Regions from separate parts of the Homo sapiens genome. Here region 1 is linked to region 2. Evidence: chromatin loops called from intact Hi-C (ENCODE). Cell type or tissue: heart right ventricle. All regions are shown on one strand. Each heading gives the region's core, and the rest is flanking DNA. Links, peaks and the distances in the headings are about the cores only. Region 1 overlaps ME3 (malic enzyme 3). Region 2 overlaps ME3 (malic enzyme 3).

What was found. A loop is a pair of places that touch in the nucleus more often than their neighbours do. Peaks named below come from ENCODE experiments on the same cell type or tissue, not always from the same donor. Only the 100,000 strongest peaks of a DNase experiment are listed, where the experiment ranks them.
Region 1: it touches region 2 in a loop (2.8-fold over the local background); 77 of 110 quality-filtered maps call a loop at or near these places.

The regions. Positions count from the first base shown.
Region 1 is chr11:86,436,001-86,445,031 of GRCh38, reverse strand. ME3 (malic enzyme 3) reads left to right here. Exons shown (of 15, transcript NM_001161586.3): 14 at 2,113-2,211; 15 at 3,592-3,924. The coding sequence ends at 3,753. Among named protein-coding and RNA genes, the nearest start is that of CCDC81, 66 kb to the right of the region's middle. RefSeq lists an enhancer at 1,825-3,024. In heart right ventricle, for the core only: no CTCF peak of the experiment used is centred there; a DNase peak (open chromatin) is centred at 4,371; H3K27ac peaks cover 4,051 bases.
Region 2 is chr11:86,610,653-86,619,683 of GRCh38, reverse strand. The region is part of intron 2 of ME3 (malic enzyme 3); the gene reads left to right. Among named protein-coding and RNA genes, the nearest start is that of ME3, 57 kb to the left of the region's middle. In heart right ventricle, for the core only: no CTCF peak of the experiment used is centred there; no DNase peak of the experiment used is centred there.

The DNA of each region.
Region 1 (9,031 bases), core at 553-8,552, 170 kb after region 2:
TGGGACATCCACACATCTGCCCCACTACCTCCAGTGCTGTGAGACAGTTCAGCTCCAACATTTCATGAACAGTGTCCATCAATTACACAGGAACCTCTCCTGGATCTACTTATTATCACCTGCTGTGAGCAAGATAAGGTCCCTCCCCTATAGGAGCTCACATTATGGTCTTCAAAGGCCTGGCAAGTTATATTTCTGAAAAGGGTACTTTTAGTGAAGATAATTTAAGTTGAATTTGATTTTCCCATGGAAAATTAATATAGACTTTAAGGAGATGTGCATTCACCACCTCCTTTCATTGTAACAACTCTGTAAAATAGGTAAAATTCTTACTCATATGTGAGTTTAAGTCACTTGCTCAAGATCGCTGGTCTTGTGAGCCCAGGATGGCTCCAGACAACTTGACTCCCTGCTGAAGAGCATTGCCAGTGCCTACCGTCTTAGATGTGATCACACATACCATGATATATCTCTTCTCAGGATAACTTTTCTAGATGCATATCTAGCCATGGAAATCTTGCTTCTCTCTTATCAATCCATCTTCTATACCTTCACAAAGAGAATCCTTCAAAACATAGGTCAGGTCAAGTCTCTCCCCTAATTTCAGACCTTCGTATGGCTCCTTGGTGCATACAGGATAAAGTCCAAACTCCTTCCCATGATTTCCATACAAGGCACTTCATCACCAGGCCCTCCTTTCCTCTCCAACCTCACTTTTGGTGTCTCCCTAACATCGACCTAACCAATGTGCTGTTTTCAATCTCTTGTCCATGCTCTCTCTCACCTCCCAGCATTTGCATGGGCCATTCTCTCTCCCCTAATTCATGCTTTGTCCTTCAGGTATCAGCCTGTGACACTTCTGAGAAGCCTTTCCTATACATGGTAGACAGGATCCTGCCATCCTCCATGCCTGTATGTCCCCTCTCATTGCACTCACCCACTATAATTGCTATAATCATTTGTTACTTGTCCACTGACACCAGTCTCCATAAGAGAAAAGACTATGGCTTCTCCACCATAGAATCCTTCCTTATATGGCTCCTCAGCACCTAGCACAGAGTCTAGACACTAAAAGTGAGGCTGAAGAGGAAAGGAGGGCCCAGTGATGAAGTGCCTTGTATGGACACCATGGGAAGGAGTTTGAAGGAGCCATATAAAGGTCTGAAATTAGGAGACAGACTTGGCCTTCTCTCTGTTTTGAAAGATATAGTAGAGCACAGTGAATGTATGACTGAATGAATGGAAAAGAAAGATGGAAGTGTGAGAAGGAGGTAGAGAGGGAGGCCCACTTCCCTAATATCTGAAAACATTGAGGGGAGACCAACTTCTTAGCCTTGTCACTTCTGAGACACACAGTTCTCAGAGAGCACCAGTGGCATTTCCCAAGTCTAAATTTAACACCAGAAGCCTCAGTGGGAGTAGATTCAGAACCACCACATTAAAGAGGCTGATTTGCAAGGCTGAACAAACTCCAGCATCTGAGCCTGGAGGATCAGGCCCTGTGGCAGATGAGGCTTAACCCTCAGAGGCAAGCTCTGAACCTGGAAGGGAAGCTACGGGAGGCTCTGTTCTCAGGATGATGTGCTTAGGACATTTATTCCAATAAGGTGTAAGACTCAATCACTCACTGGAGGAGAGGCCTTCCTCAGACTGAGACCAGGGCTGGAAGGAAGAGCTCCAGGAGACTGAACACAAAGACATAACATAGCCTAGATGGTCACTCAAGATGGTACCAAGCACGTGGAAGGAGGCTGGGACCCAGGAAGTGAGGGACCCAGGGATCCCTATGCAACAGGCTGGACCAGCCAAGAGGAGATCTCATAGCCTTTGCTTTGCAGGCCACAGATTTATTCATCTTGGCTTTAGTGATTTTCCTTTGGAATTCAGAGACACTTAATGTTGTTTTAAGCCTCAGCCAGTCTTATAGTACAGAAAGGATGTGTCCTCTCTTACGCCCAAGCATTAAGCTTCCCTGGTAACAGAGTCAACAGTTGGAACTGCAGTGTTTGACCAACTATGCAGGGTGGGGTGAGTCTCTGGGGTAACGGGTTGGGCTTGTTTTGGGAAGGCAGAGACTCAGCTTATTCCTCTCGGTTCTCTCCTTCTCCCCAGCAAATTGCCCAGGAAGTCTCTGAGCAGCATCTGTCCCAGGGGAGACTCTACCCACCACTCAGCACCATCCGAGACGTGTCTTTGAGAATTGCCATCAAAGTAAGGGGCATCCTACCCCTGTAATATGGGTAGTGAGGCTCAACCACTTTCTCTGTCTGTGACTTTAGGAGGGTTAAGGGGATGGAAACTGTGGAGACACTGGATCTCCTTGAGCTGCACTACCTGTAACCCAGAGGCTGGGTGACAAACTCTTGTTTGCAGCTTGAGCTCCACCCCAAACACCCACCCAGGCCAGTTCTGGGAAAGCTCCTGGATTTCCCCTAATACACCAAGCAGAAAGGTCATCAATGTCTGTGGACCAGAATATGGGAATTTTTTAGAAATGACTCATAAGCGCCCATTTATAAGAAAGGTCAGCTTGCATAGCATCACGGAAAAAGCTCAGGCTTTGGGGTCCCAGCTCTCCCAATCAGCAATGGTATAATATTGGCCCAATCACTTCACTTCCCTGAGCCTCAGTTTCCTCCTTCTTCAAAGGGCCAGTAGTTCCTCACTCTCAGAATTCTGGAGATTGGCAGAGAACAGTGAAAAAGCTCCATACCCAGTGCTCTCTCAGCCAGGGTAAATCTCTTTCTTCCCCTTTTTCTCAGAATGGCTGGCTATGGGGTGATCAGCTTCATGGAATATTCCAGACTATAAGACTGTGCAGAGATGATGGGTTTTCAAAGAATCAGAACATGGTGCAATAAGGACTGGCCCAACATTGATAATTGTTAAAGCTGGATAATAGATACATGACAGTTTATCATACTATTATTTCTATTAGTATGCATGTTTTACATTTTCTATAAGTTTTAAAAATAATTTCAGAAAATGCATCGTACAACAGCACACACACCCATGAGTTGTCTGGTACAGAATCCAGAATCAAGCCTCAAGATTAACAGTCCAGCTCAGGGTCCAGCTTCACCCCGTCAGTTTCTTCCTTTGGGCGATATTTAGATTCACATTCTCGTGAAGCCAAATCTAATACCCAGAGAACAGTGTCCAGGCTGTTCATCCAATTTAACCCATATTCAAGTGGAAAAAAAATCAGGTTCTGGACACATTTGCCTCTTGTCTAATTTTATCTTAACACTGCTCCAGAGAAAGGTCTCTTTACTCCCATTTTACAGATGAGGAAACTGAGGCTCAGCAAGGATAATATCAGCTCTGAGGACCCACAGGCCTTTGGAAGCAGGCAGAATTTATGCTGAAGCCTCTTGACCCTGGCTCAGTATTTATTCCACTATGTTAAAGCTGCCTGTCCAGAAAGAAAGCTTAAAATCCTTCCTATCCAGTTGTTTCATGAGCCATACTCATGAAAGAAACAAGTCTGGTTCCTTAAGGTGTATTCCCCTCCCCCATGCTCCCAAGCAAGGATCCTTAAGCAGGTTTCCCCTTAGATCCGGTTCCTTAGCCAAACATGTTTTTCTCTAGGTTCTCGACTACGCGTACAAACACAACCTGGCTTCCTACTACCCAGAGCCTAAGGACAAGGAGGCTTTTGTAAGATCCCTGGTCTACACTCCAGACTATGACTCCTTTACACTGGACAGCTACACTTGGCCCAAGGAAGCCATGAATGTTCAGACGGTCTGAGGCAGTCTCAGAGGCTAGTATGGGGCTAGATGAAGCCCAGAGTAACACCCACAATATAAATGGGTTCCAAAATGGCCCAAGTGAATCCTTGTCGCTGTGTTTTTTCTTTTAAACTTTCTGGTGTGAGAGGAGATGCCAAGGCATACAGTGAATAAAAGCCTTGTCTCTGAAGGCCCTGGGAGTTCACTTTTCTGAACCCTCCTCTGAGTTCCTTCCTAAGCATTTCTTCAACCATTAATCACCAACTACTGGCCAGGCCTTGTGGGAAATGCAGAATCTCATCTAGAATCCTGCCTTTACAGAGCTCGGGATCTAGTGGAGGAGATTGGACACAATTCATTTTGCCATAAGGGAGAAAGTGGTAAGTTCATGAAAGAACAGATAAAAACTGAGGGCAGTCAGAAAAGGGAGAGGATACTTCCTATGGAAATGTAAGAGAAGGCTTCAGGGAGAGCAGTGTTTACACTGAGTCCCAAGAGGAAAAGATGGGTGGGAGTCATGGGGAGATGAAGAATGTGAGCACAGCCACTAGCCAGAAAGCACAGCCCACCCATCAGGGAGTTTAGTCCATGTCAGCCATACACACCCTTCAAGTCTCGGCAGTGTGTGAAGGCTGAGTGGCTAACGGCAGCTCGCTAACTATTCAGGTCACTGCCCTGTGGGTTGTTGAGTCTTAGACATTCTTTTTTCTAAAAGGAAAACCAGAGAAATGTGGGTGGGGAGGGTCAGCCTGCCAAGCAGTGAGGAGGAAGAGAGGCAGTGAGAGGAACAGCACCATAGGGAGATCTAGGGAAGACTTGATTTCATTTTCCTGGCTCTGGAACACACTCTGGCTTCCATCCTTCACTCTCTGAAGTAGTTGAGCAACACAAAGCAGTTTTCTTAGTGAGTAATATCAGTCCATCCTGGGTGTTTCTTAGACCAAGTTCAGTGCTAGCCTTCATCTCTCTCATGTTCAGCAGAGCCCATATCATAGGGGTGGGGGCAGGAGAGAGCTTGCAGCCCCCTGAAATTAGATACTGCTAAGATGTTAAGACATGTGGAGATGGCAGCTTCCTGCCTCTAATTTCATTGTATAATCAAGGAATCAATAAATCATGCTTAGGGTCCTACTCCTGCTGCTACCTCAGCCTCAGGATCTCCACTGCCAGCAACGAATAGGTCCTATATGACCAACTCTCAAGGACAGGCTAGATGGACTATTAGACTTCTAGAAGAGTAATTAGCAGAGATACCACTCACTTCTTGCTCAGGTCTTATTCTTCCAAGAACTGCTTCCTTGGTGCTGGTGCTCAGCCAAGAATATCCTGAGAAAACATCCCTCCTCTATGATCCTTGGGATCATAGAGAATGAAAAACTATTCAGAAGAGAGTTTGAAGAGTGAAGCTGGAATCTGAACACCATGGAGTTTTTGACACTACCTTTTTACATCATGTCCCACAATTTCCTCTGTATCGCTGCTACATATCCTTTATAATCAATATAGTAGAAAAGAAAAACAATAGTAGAGAAAACAAATGAAAGCAAAATAGGTTCTTTGAAAAGATCAAATAAATTAACAAACTTTAGCTATACTAACCAAGACAAAAACAAAGAAGACACAAATTACACTTCCTTTGTTCCAGCCACACTGAACATCTTGCCAGCCCTAAGCACATGTGCTTTCAAGCCTGTGCTGATACTATCCATGCTTGGTCTCTCCTTCTGGGAAGTCCTTCCCTTCCCTTTTTTTCTCTTTACTGATTAAATTTTAGTTCACTCTAGCTTTCTGCCTGGAAACGGCATTCATCCTTGGAATTCAAATGCAATTGGCTCTATAGAGTAACAGAATTAATAACTAAATTAGAAATCAATAAACAGAAAACTATGGGAAATTCCAAAATATTGGAAAACAGTACATTTCAAAATAACCCATAGATCAAAGAAGAAATCACAAGCCAAGTTATATATGTTGAACTGAATTTTTAAAATCATATCAAAATTAATAAGATGTAGCTAAAGCAGTGTTTAGAGAGAAACTTTATAGCTTTAAATGTTGTCACGGTTAATTTTACGGCACCACAGGGTGCCCAGAAATTTGATCAAATGTTATTCTGGGTGTTGCTGTGAGGGTATCTTTGGATGAGAGTAACATTTAAATCATTAAACTAAGTAAAGTAGATTGCCCTCCACTAATTGCCTTCATCCAATTAGTTGAAGGCCTGAATAGAAAAAATGGATTCGCCCTCCCTTGAGTAAGAGAGACTTACTCCTACCTGATGCCTTTCTAACTGGGATATTGGCTTTTTCCTGCCTTTAGACAGGAACTATACCATCATCTCTCCTAGATCTCCAGCTTGCTGACTCACCCTGTAGATCTTAGAATTTGACAGCTTCCATAATCATGTGAGCCAAGCCAGTTCCTTATAATAAATCAACAGAGAGAGAGAGAGAAAGATCTTATTGGTTCTGTTTCTCTGGAGTACCCTGACTAATGCAAATTCCTATATCAGAAGAGAAAGAAAGAGAGAAAGGAAAGAAAAAAAGTCTCAAGTCAATAATTTAAACTTCCTCCTTAAGAAAATGGGGGTGGGGGAAAGCAAACAAAATTCAAAGCAAGCAAAGATTAGAGCACAAATCAATATACCTATAATAAGTAAAGAAATTAGTAATTAAAAAATCTTTCCCCCAAGAAAAACCAGGTCCAGGTGGCTTCATTGGTTGGAATTTATCAAATACTTAAGTAATAACACCAATTATGCAGAAACTCTTTCAGAAAATAGGGGAGGGAACACTTCCCAAATCATTCTATGATACTAGTATTGCCATATCAAAGCCAGATAAACATATCACAAGAAAAGTACAGGCCAATATCCTTCATGAATATAGATGAAAAAATCCTAAACAAAATATTAGCAAACCAAATTCAGCAACATGAAATTTAAAAATTACATACAACAAACAAGTGGGCTTTATCCTCAGAAACGTAGTTTTTTAACATTCAAAAATTGTTCAATATGGTTGTTCAATTACATTAATAGAATGAAAGACAAAAAAATCATATGATCATGCCAATAGATACGAAGAAAGCATTTGAAAAAAACCAACGCCCATTTATGAAAAAACCCTAAACAAAGTAGAAATAGAAAAGAACATCTTCAACCTAACGAAGGACATCTATAAAGAGCCAAAGATAACATCATATTTAATGGTAAAAGAATGAATACTTTCTCCCTAAGATCTGGAACAAGGCAAGGACGTTGTTTTTACCACTTCTAGTCAACACGGAGGGTGTTTAGCCAGTGCAATGAAGCAAGAAAGAGAAGCTAAAGGTGTCAAGATTGGAAAGAAAGAGTAATACTGCCTTGATTCACAGATGACCTAATCCTGCATGTAAAAAACACTAAAGAACACATACACATTCATTCATTCATTCATTCTCTCTCTCCTCTCTCTCTCTCTCTGTCTACTGGAACTAATAAATTAGTTTTGAAAGGTCACCAAATACAAGGTCAACATTATTTCTATATGCTGGCAGCAAATGATCTAAAAATAAAATTAAGAAAACAATTTCATTTACAACTGCATCAAAAAGAAAAGATACTTAGAAATAAATTTTAGAAGTGCAAGTATAGTATACCAAAAACTACAAAACATTGCTGATAGAAATTAAAGATCTAAATAAATTGAGAGAGATTCTTTGTTCATGGATTTGAAGACTCAATATTGTCAAAATTGCAATTATATTCAAATCTATAAAGTGAACACTATACCTATCAAAACCATTGTAGGGTTTTTTGGTGGAAACTTACAGGCTGATTCTAAAATGTTTATGGTAATGTAAAGGATCTCAAAGAGTCAAAAAAATTATAAAGAAGAACAAAGTGCCCTATTCAATGTCAAGAACCTACTATAAATATACAATGATCAAGGCTGTGTGGTCCAATAGCAAAGACATGAAATTAATCTAAGTTTCCATCAGTCGATGGCTGGATAAAGAAAATGGATAAGAAAATGAATATATATGTGCAATGGAATACTATTCAGCCATAAAAGGAATAAAATCATGTGTTTTGCAGCAACATAAATAGAACTGGAGGCCCTTAAGTGAAATAATTCAGAAAGTGAAATGCCATATGTTCTCATAAGTGGGAACTAAATAATGTGTACACATGAACAAAGAATGTGGAATCTCACTGGAGACCTGGAAGGGTGGGAGAGTGGAAGAAGAGTGAGGGATAAGAATTTACTTAATGGGTATAATGTGCAGTATTTTGGTAATGATTACACTAAAAGTCCATACTTCACCACTATGCAACATATCCATGTAACAAAACTGCACTTGTACACCTTAAATTTATACCAAAAAAGGACTGTGTGGTCATATAAATAAATGAAGCAGAACTGAGAGTTCACAAATAAGTTTTTACCTTTATGGCAAATTGATCATCAATTTTAATCAAATTTACTAATTTAATCAAAATTACTAAGGTAATTCATTGGGGGAAAGAGAGTCTTTTGAACAAATTGTGCTGAAACAATTGAATATCCACATGCAAAAAAAAGTTAACTTAGACACCTCACACTAAACACAAAAATTAACCTTTACACATCTCAAACCAAACAAAAATCAACCTGAAATGGATCACAGACCTAAATGTGAGAGCTAAAACTGTAAAATTTCTAAGATAAAATATAGCAGAATATCTTTATGACTTAGGTTGAGGAGAGTTCTGAGATACAACTTTAAAAGCATGATTCATAAAAGAAATAAATTGTACTTCATCAAAATTTAAAATTTTGCACTTTGAAACACTTTTTTTTGGGAGGGAAAAAGACAAGCAGCAGACTGGGAGAAAATAATTGCAAATCATATATCTGACGAAGACACTGGATCCGGAATATATAAAGAACTACTTCAACTTAATAAGAAGATGACAATTCAAATTTTAAAATGAGAAAAATATTTAAATCAGCATTTTATCCAAAAAGATAGGTGAATGGCTAACAAGCACATGAAAAATGTTTAACATTATTAGTAATAAGAAAATTAAAACCACAATGGCATAACAACACTCACCAGAATGGCTATAATAAAAAAAAAAGATCTGTTGGTAAGAATGTGGAGAACTTTGTCTCCTAAGCACTATTAGATTAAGGGAGAGTTCCCTTGCCTTGTAAGTCTTCACTCTAACTCCCCAGCCTCCCATACATAGCCCCAGTATTCAGCAAGTGTCATTTAAGAGAGTGGATGCTGTGGTTGCACCACCTAGATCCTGCCTTGGGTCTGAAACACTC
Region 2 (9,031 bases), core at 565-8,564:
GTCTCACAGTCATGGCAGAAGGTAGAAGCACGTCTTACATGGCAGAGGACAAGAAAGAATGAGAACCAAGCAAAAGGGGTTTCCCCTTATAAAACCATCAGATCTCATGAGACTTATTCACCACCACTAGAACAGTATGGGGGAAACCCCTCCTGTGATTCAATTATCTCCCACCAGGTGCCTCCCACAACATGTGGGAATTATGGGAGCTACAATTCAAGATGAGATTTGGGTGGGGACACAGCCAAACCATTATCAACAAGTAAGATCAAATTTGGCAGCCAGAAGAAAACTGAAGTTAATTAGTACCATATTTTTAACCCTCAATTTAATACTTTATTATACGATTTCAGTATTCTATAATTTCTCACATTAATAGTATTTTTCACCAACAAGATTGCATATTTAACTTTAGAAACTTTATTAGGCTGTTCTTGCACTGCTATAAAGAAATACCTGAGACTGGGTAATTTATGAGAAAAGAGGTTTAATTGGCTCATGGTTCTGTAAGCTGTACAGGAAGCATAGTGCTGACATCTGCTTCTGGGGAGGCCTCAGGGAGCTTTTACTCATGGTGGAAGGCAAAGTGGGAGCTTACACATAACATGGCATAAGCAAGAGCAATGGCGGGTTGGGGGGAAGAAGGTGCCACACACTTAGAAATGACCAGATCTTGGCCAGGCACGGTGGCTTATGCCTGTAATCCCAGCACTTCGGGAGGCCAAGGCGGGTGGATCACGAGGTCAGGAGTTTGAGACGAGCCTGACCAAAGTGGTGAAACCCCCGTCTACTAAAAATACAAAAATTAGCTAGGTGTGGTGGCATGTGCCTGTAATCCCAGCTACTCGGGAGGTAGGATAATCGCTTGAACCCAGGAGGTGGAGGTTGCAGTGAGCCGAGATCACGCCATTGCACTCCAGCCTGGGTGACAGAGTGAGACTCCGTCTCAAAAAAAAAAAAAAAAGACCAGATCTCATGAGAACTCATTTACTATCATGAGGACAGCACCAAACCATGAGGGATCTGCCCCCATAAGCTAAACACCTGGCACCAGGCCCCACCTCCAACATTGAGGATTGCAGTTCAACATGAGATTTGGGCAGGGACAAATATCCAAATTATATCAGAAACAATTGTGACCAGCTTCAAGGCTGTGTATGTTTAGATTTAGACTTAGCTAATATTTCTTCATTGCTTCCTAAATGTGACCTCTGTGGAAGGCGTTTTTCACAGACATTATCTCATTTAATCCTTGTATTAGCTCTATAAGAATTTTTGATGTGAATATTACCACAATTTTTGGAGTAAGAAAACTGAAGCTAGGTGATTTATGTTAGGTAGTTTATGATCCTACTTTTTTTTTTTTTTTTTTTTTTTTTTTTTTGAGACAGAGCCTTGCTCTGTCGCCCAGGCAGGGGTGCAGTGGCGCAATCTCAGCTCACTGCAGCCTCCACCTCCCAGGCTCAGGTTATTCTCTCACCTCAGCCTCCCAAGTAGCTGGGGTTATAGGTGCGTGCCACCATGCCCAGCAAATTTTTTGTATTTTTAGTACAGATGGGGTTTTGCTATGTTGCCCAGGCTGGTCTGGAACTCCTGGACTCAGGCAATCTGCCCAACTTGGCCTCCCAGAGCGATGGCATGAGCCACTGTGCCCAGCCATGATCCTACATCTTGTGAATTTGAACTCAGGTCCTAGACTCCAGGTCCGATATTGAATAATGGTTTCTGGCCATGCTCATTTATAGTCTTTGACTGCAGTTTAATGTCATCTCAGAATATTTTTTAGATTTTTGGATTATTTATTTTTCCTTTGTCATTTAGACCCTAACTTGTAGATCAGGTTTCACATCTGTGCTGCAGTTTAGCACCCAAAAAAGAAATTTTATATATGAAAGAGCCAAAGTATATTTTTCTTTATCCTTTGGTTATTTTTCCTTTCCTCTTCACATAGCTTGTGGTTAAATTATTTTCCTTAGACTTTCATACTAAAATAATTTGCCTTTGGGTAGAGGCCAAGCACAGACCATTTTCAATTCTCTACAAGATTGTTTTTCTAAGCAGCTCAAATGAAAAAATTCCCATGTCTTACAATGGGCATTTGTAAGTTGGTTATTTTGGGCAATCAGTGCTAAAATGTAGAGTCTCTTCAAAATCTTGAATCTTCTCAGTACACCTACCTTTAGGAAATGACCTAAAATAACTACATAGAAAACAATAGCAATGACCCCAAAGCCCACATCAGTTATCATTTCCAGATTCATGCAACAGTTTGTCTTCTTTATATTGAGTTTAACTTTTAAACGAGACTTAGTTACCTTAGAGGAAACTAAGAATTGGAAAGAAGAACCTTCAAACTAAACAAAATAAACATATGGCTTACATTTGTTGAGTGCTTACCTTGTGCCAGGAATAATGCTCAGTGCTTTAACTGCATTATTATTTTCAAAACCTACAATCCCCTGTAGTAGGTAATTTTTTATGTATATACTAGATGAACTAAAGCTCAAGGAAATAATTTGTCCAAGGCCACTCAGCAGTAATAAATGCCAGACCCAGAACTGAAAACCAAATCATACTGGCTCCAGATCGCTTGTTCTTCATCTTTAAAAAAAAAAAAAAAAAAAAAAAAAAAAAAAAACTACTATCTTGGAGTATTTTAGATGTACAGAAAAGTTGCAAAGGTAGTACAAGAGTTCATGTATACCCCTTACCCAGTTTTCCCACATTGTTAACATTTCCATGGTTTTATCATTTAACATTTATCAAAACTAAGAAATTAATATTGGTACATGACTATGAACTAAACTCCAGACTTTCTTTGGATTTCACCAGTTTTTCTATTGGTGCCTCTTTTCTGTTCTAGGATCCAATCCAAGGTACCACATTACATTTGGCTGCCATGTCTCCTCATCCCCTCTGGGTTATGACAGTGTCTCAATCTTTCCTTATTTTTCATGACCTTGACAGTCCTAAAGGGCACTGGCTAGGTATCTTGTAGAATGTCCCCCAACTAGGTTTATATGATGTTTTCCTCATTATTAGACTGAAGTTATGAGTTTTTCAAAGGACTATCACAGAGGTAGAATTCTTATTCTTAACCACTTTCTGATGCTGTGTGACTTTCAGATGTGCTTGTACTGTTAGTGGGCAGGGTAATTCTATTTGTCATTCTACCAAAGAATGAACTATAGTATTGATATGATTTGGAAAAAAAATAGTTCATTTAAGAAGAATTTAAAATCCCACAATGACTTGCTTATTTCCATATAGACAGTTAACAGTTTAAGAATTAACATCAGCACTGAGAATTTCCTAATAAAGTGATGTTTCAGGTGAAGAGAAATTCCAGTATTTTCATGTTGAAAATATGTCCAAGAGAAGTAAACCTAAATATCATAAAAGTTTTATTCATAAAATCTCTTTACAATTATTTATGATAATGAAACATTTAGAAAATAGCACAAATGCCTAACAAAGGAATAGTTAAGTAAATTATGGCATATCCCTTATCACGGTGTATTACACAAACTTTTAAAAAGATATTTACCAAAATGGGTCATAATGCAGACAATATTTACTGGAAAAGCAGGATATAACATTGCTTTTTGTTTATAGTCACAACTAACAATATATGTACTGTCTTAAAGTGACAAGAACATATACCAAAATGTCAATAGTGGTTGTGCTTTGGTGGTGAGACTATAAGTTTTACTTCCTTCTGCTTATCCATGCATTCTATGCAATTAGGATGTTTATGAGTTTTTTTAATTGTTATTGGTGGTTTTTAATCTTTTCAAAGAAGTATGCTCTGAAATCACTACAAGAATATTTTGTGACTTTAAGAAGTTGTTATGCAAGAAAATCCTTGAGAGCAAGAGCCATGACTTAGGTTTCACTCTGTCCCCCAGCCCCAACCCCTAAGCCATAGCACCCTCAAGGTCAGAGTGCTGAGATTCTGAGTATGGGAAGTTGAGAAGAGGAAGGAGGTGCTTCACTGCTACTTACCTCACACCACCACCAACACCCCCATGTGTATGGGGTAAATAGTAATGAAGTACTTCCTCAATAGCTTTCTGAAAGCAAGGTGCAGACTCAGACAGAGGTGAACTCTTATTAGCTCTGTGATCTTGATAAGTCATCCCACCTTGAGGCCTGTATTTCTACCTTGATCAAGATGCAGTATAAAGATGTGGTTAAGTGGAGTGTTACTACCTGATGTTGAGTCTTGGACAGGTAACTTAATTCTCTGTTTCTCCATTTCTTCATCCATAAAATGGGAATAATACTAGAATGTACTTTATGAGAATTGGGGGAGGACAAAATAAGTTAATGTATGTAAAGTGCCATTCATGATTGAATAGTTAATCCTTACTTACCAGAAGTTTCAGAATCCTGTACTAGATGATTTCTTGGGTAACCTCCAACTCAAAAATTCCATAATTCCAATTATCCAGAGGCTACAGCTTCTCAAATTGTGGCCTTGAAAAAATATGTGTAGGGTCCGGATGTGGCTAGAAGCTCACTAAGATTTGTACCGATGGAAGAATAGTTCATAAATTCCTGTTTTGATTTCTGAAAGTAAAAAAAAATGTCCAAAAGGACCTCAAGCCAAAGGCTATAGCTCTTGGTTTTTCATACTCCGTGATATTTTTTAAAAAAACGATTTGGTTCCGCCAGAATGTGTGTATTCTTATGGCCAAAAACCCTAAAAGTCGTCTCATGGCCACATCTGACATGGTTTAGTATTTAGTACATTTTATCAAAAAGCTCATTAATGTATTGGAAGTGGTAAGTGGTATGGAGCTGGGAGTACCAAGCTCTTAATATGCAATACAATGTGAAAAATAATACCAGTATCAGAGAAGTGGCTGGACCTCTTTATAGGCTAGAGAGATATAGAGAAGATATTGAAAAGCTTAATTTCCACAACACTTAACTCAGGGAAGTGTTTGGCAAATCAAGTGAATATTTGAGGTTTGAGGACTTAGCTTTGAGAGACTATGAAAAAAAATCCATAGGCACCTGGTTGGTGCCTGTTGCTAAAAAGCTGAGAAGACAAGGAATTGAGGTCGAAGATAAGGCACCACCCTGGGAATTTGGAGACCTGGGTCCCTCAGAGAAGGTTATGCCTGCTTTGAGAAGGGGTTGGTGTCTGTTTGATCCATTGAGAGCCCAGACAGAAAGGAAAACAGGTCCTCAGTCTGCTCAGATGGAGCAAAGAGGGGTTCTGGACTCACAGCAAAGGCAAAATCCATCCTGTGTATTTTGGGTTTAAGTTAACTCCAAATCAGATCAATTCAAGAGTGGACGTTTTAACTGGCTGAAATGAGTTTATAATTTCTACATAAGTGGTGAAAATACAATCTTAAAGTGCTTTGCAGTCTCCAGTGTTGTAATAGTCTTTGGAATCAGCCAGACATGAGTTTGAATGCCAGCTCCACAGTCTGTTAGCTGAGGCAATAAGTGACTGGGGCAAATCATTTAAGCTCTGTCTTCTCCAGTTCTTTCTTAGAGGTCCTGGGAAGATGATGTGAGATTCTGATTCAAAGTGCTGAGCAAATGTCTGTTTTGGTACCAGTACCATGCTGTTTTGGTTGCTGTAGCCTTGTAGTATAGTTTAAAGTCAGGTAGGGTGATGTCACCAGCTTTGTTCTTTTTGCTTAGGATTGTCTTGACTATACAGGCTCTCTGTTGGTTCCATATGAAATTTAAAGTAGATTTTTTTCTAATTCTAGGAAGAATATCAATGGTAGTTTGATGGGTATAGCATTGAATCCATGAATTACTTTAGGCAGTATGACCATTTTCACGATATTGATTCTTCCTACCCATGAGGATGGAACGTTTGTCCATTTGTTTGTATCCTCTCTTATTTCCTTGAGCAGTGGTTTGTAGTTCTCCTTGAAAAGGTCCTTCACATCCCTTGTTAGCTGTATTCCTAGGTATTTTATTCTCTTTGTAGCAATGGTGACTGGGAGTTCATTCATGATTTGGCTCTCTGCTGTCTATTGTTGGTGTAAAGAAATGGTTGTGATTTTTGCACATTGATTTTGTATCCTGAGACTTTGCTGAAGTTGCTTATAAGTTTAAGGAGTTTTGGGGCGGAGATGATGGGGTTTTCTAAATATAAAATCATGTCATCTGCAGATAGAGACAATTTGACTTCCTCTCTTCTTATTTGAATATGCTTTATTTCTTTCTCTTGCCTGATGCCCTGGTCGGAACTTCCAATACTATGTTGAAAAGTAGTGGTGAGAGAGGGCATCCTTGTCTTGTACCAGTTTTCAAAGGGAATGCTTCCAACTTTTGCCCATTCAGTATGATATTGGCTGTGGGTTTGTCATAAATAGCTCTTATTATTTTGAGATATGTTCCATCAATACCTAGTTTATTGAGAGTTTTTAACATAAAGGGACACATAGATCAATGGAACAGAACAGAGACTTCAGAAATAACACCACACATCTACAACCATCTGATCTTCGACAAACCTGAAAAAATAAGCAATGGGGAAAGGGTCTCCTATTTAGTAAACGGTGCTGGGAAAACTGGCTAGCCATATGCAGAAAACTGAAACTGGACCCCTTCCTTTCACCTTACAAAAATTAACTCAAGATGGAGTAAAGACTTAAATGTAAAACCCAAAACCATAAAAACCCTAGAAGAAAATCTAGACAATACCATTCAGGACATAAGCATGGGCAAAGACTTCATGACTAAAACACCAAAAGCAATTGCAACATAAGCTAAAATTGACAAATGGGATCTAATTAAACTAAAGAGCTTCTGCACAGCAAAAGAAACTAGCATCAGAGTGAACAGGCAATCTACAGAATGGGAGAAGATTTTTGCAATCTATCCATCTGACAAAGGTCTAATATCCAGAATTTACAAGGAATTTAAACAAATTTACAAGAAAAAAACAACCACATCAAAAAGTGGGCAAAGGATATGAACAGACACTTCTCAAAAGAAGACATTTACATGGCCAACAATCATATGAAAAAAAGCTAAACATCACTGATCATCAGAGAAATGTAAATCAAAACCACAATGAGATACCATCTCGCACCAGTCAGAATGGCAATTATTAAAAAGTCTGGAAACAATAGATGGTTGTGAGGCTGTGGAGAAATAGGAAGACTTTTACACTGTTGGTGGGGATGTAAATTAGTTCAACCATTGTGGAAGACAGTATGGCGGTTCCTCAAGGATCTAGAACCAGAAATACCATTTGACCCAGCAATCCCATTACTGGATATATACCCAAAGGAATATAAATCATTCTCCTATAAAGACACATGCACACATATGTTTATTACAGCACTATTTACAATAGCAAAGACATAGAACCAACCCAAATGGTCATCAATGATAGACTGGATAAAGAAAATGTGGTACATACACACTATGGAATACTATGTGGCTATAAAAAGGAATGAGATCATGTCCTTTGCAGGGACGTGGATGAAGCTGGAAGCTATCATCCTCAGCAAACTAACACAGGAACAGAAAACCAAACACCACATGTTCTCACTCATAAGTGGGAGTTGAAAAATTAGAACACATGGATACAGAGAGGAAAAACACACACCAGGTCCTGTTGGGGGTTGGGGGGCAAGGGAAGGTAACTTAGAGGATGGGTCAATAGGTGCAGCAAACCACCATGGCACATGTCTACCTATGTAACAAACCTGCATGTTCTGCACATGTATCTCATTCTTTTTAGAAGAAATAAAAATTAAAAATAAAAAAAGAGTAAACCAAAGTGCTGAGCATAGAACTAGGCACATAATGCATATCCAATAAATGGTTGATATTGGTGTATTGTCTTTGTTCCTCTCAGCAACTTTTTCAGATGGTAGCTATTAATACCCCCATTTTACAGATGAGAAAACTGAGGTTTAGAGTGGCTGAGTAGATTGCCTAAGATCAAACATCTAGACCCATAGTAAGAGCCAACAATCAAGGCCCTGTTTTCAGACTTAACTTCTAGAGTCTTCCCATTGCATGATAAGGAAAAGCCCTCCTTTGAATACAGCACTAATCAGATATTCATTTTTCTTCCCCCCCCCCCCACTTTATTGAGTTATATTTGACAAATAGAAATTGTATATATTTAAGATGTACAATGTGATGATTTGATATATATAATATATATACATACATTGTGAGATGATGACCACAATCACGCGAATTAACATATCTATCACCTCACATAGTTACCCACCTTTTTTTGTGTTGAGAACACTTAAGATCTACTCTCTTAGAAAATTTCAAGTATACAATTCTTATTAACTATAGTCACCATACTGTACATTAGATCTTCAGAACTTACTCACCTTTTTTTCTCTTTTTGTTTACAAGTGTCTGCTGTAAGGAGAGGCTTTATTCATAATTAAAAATTTATACCCTTTGACCAACATCTCCCCATTTCCCCACACCCCGGGCCCTGGCAACCACAATTCTATTTTCTGTTATGAGTTCAACTTGTTTATATTCCTCAAGTAACTGAGATCATGCAGCATTTGTCTTTCTATGTCTGGTTTATTTCACTTAACTTAATGTCCTCCAGGTTCATCCATGTTTTGGCAAATGGCAAGATTTCTCTCACTCTTTAGGGCTAAATAATATTCACATATATATGAGGTTGAGACCCAAATTCAGAACGCTGTCTAGGAAGTCAGGTTGGCTTGAAGTGATATCTGGAGTTTGAGACTGTCCAGACCCCAGTGCTACAGCTGCCTGACAACTGGATTGTCTGCCATCGTCCACTGTGCCTGGCTTTTCTGGCCAACAGTTGGTGCTGTTTTGTTCAGCAAAACACTTATCACCTATTTGTTGTCAGCCAGTCACTGACTGGGTCTTGAGTTGCAACAAGTCCTCATTGTTTCTCCCAAAGCTCAAAAGCAAATACTCTGTCAGTTATTGTTCATGCTTGTGAGCACAGACCCTGCCCCCCCGCCACCCCCTATTGCAGCAATCTGCCTTTGAGTAGAAGACAAGAGCCACCCCCCAACCCCACAGCCCA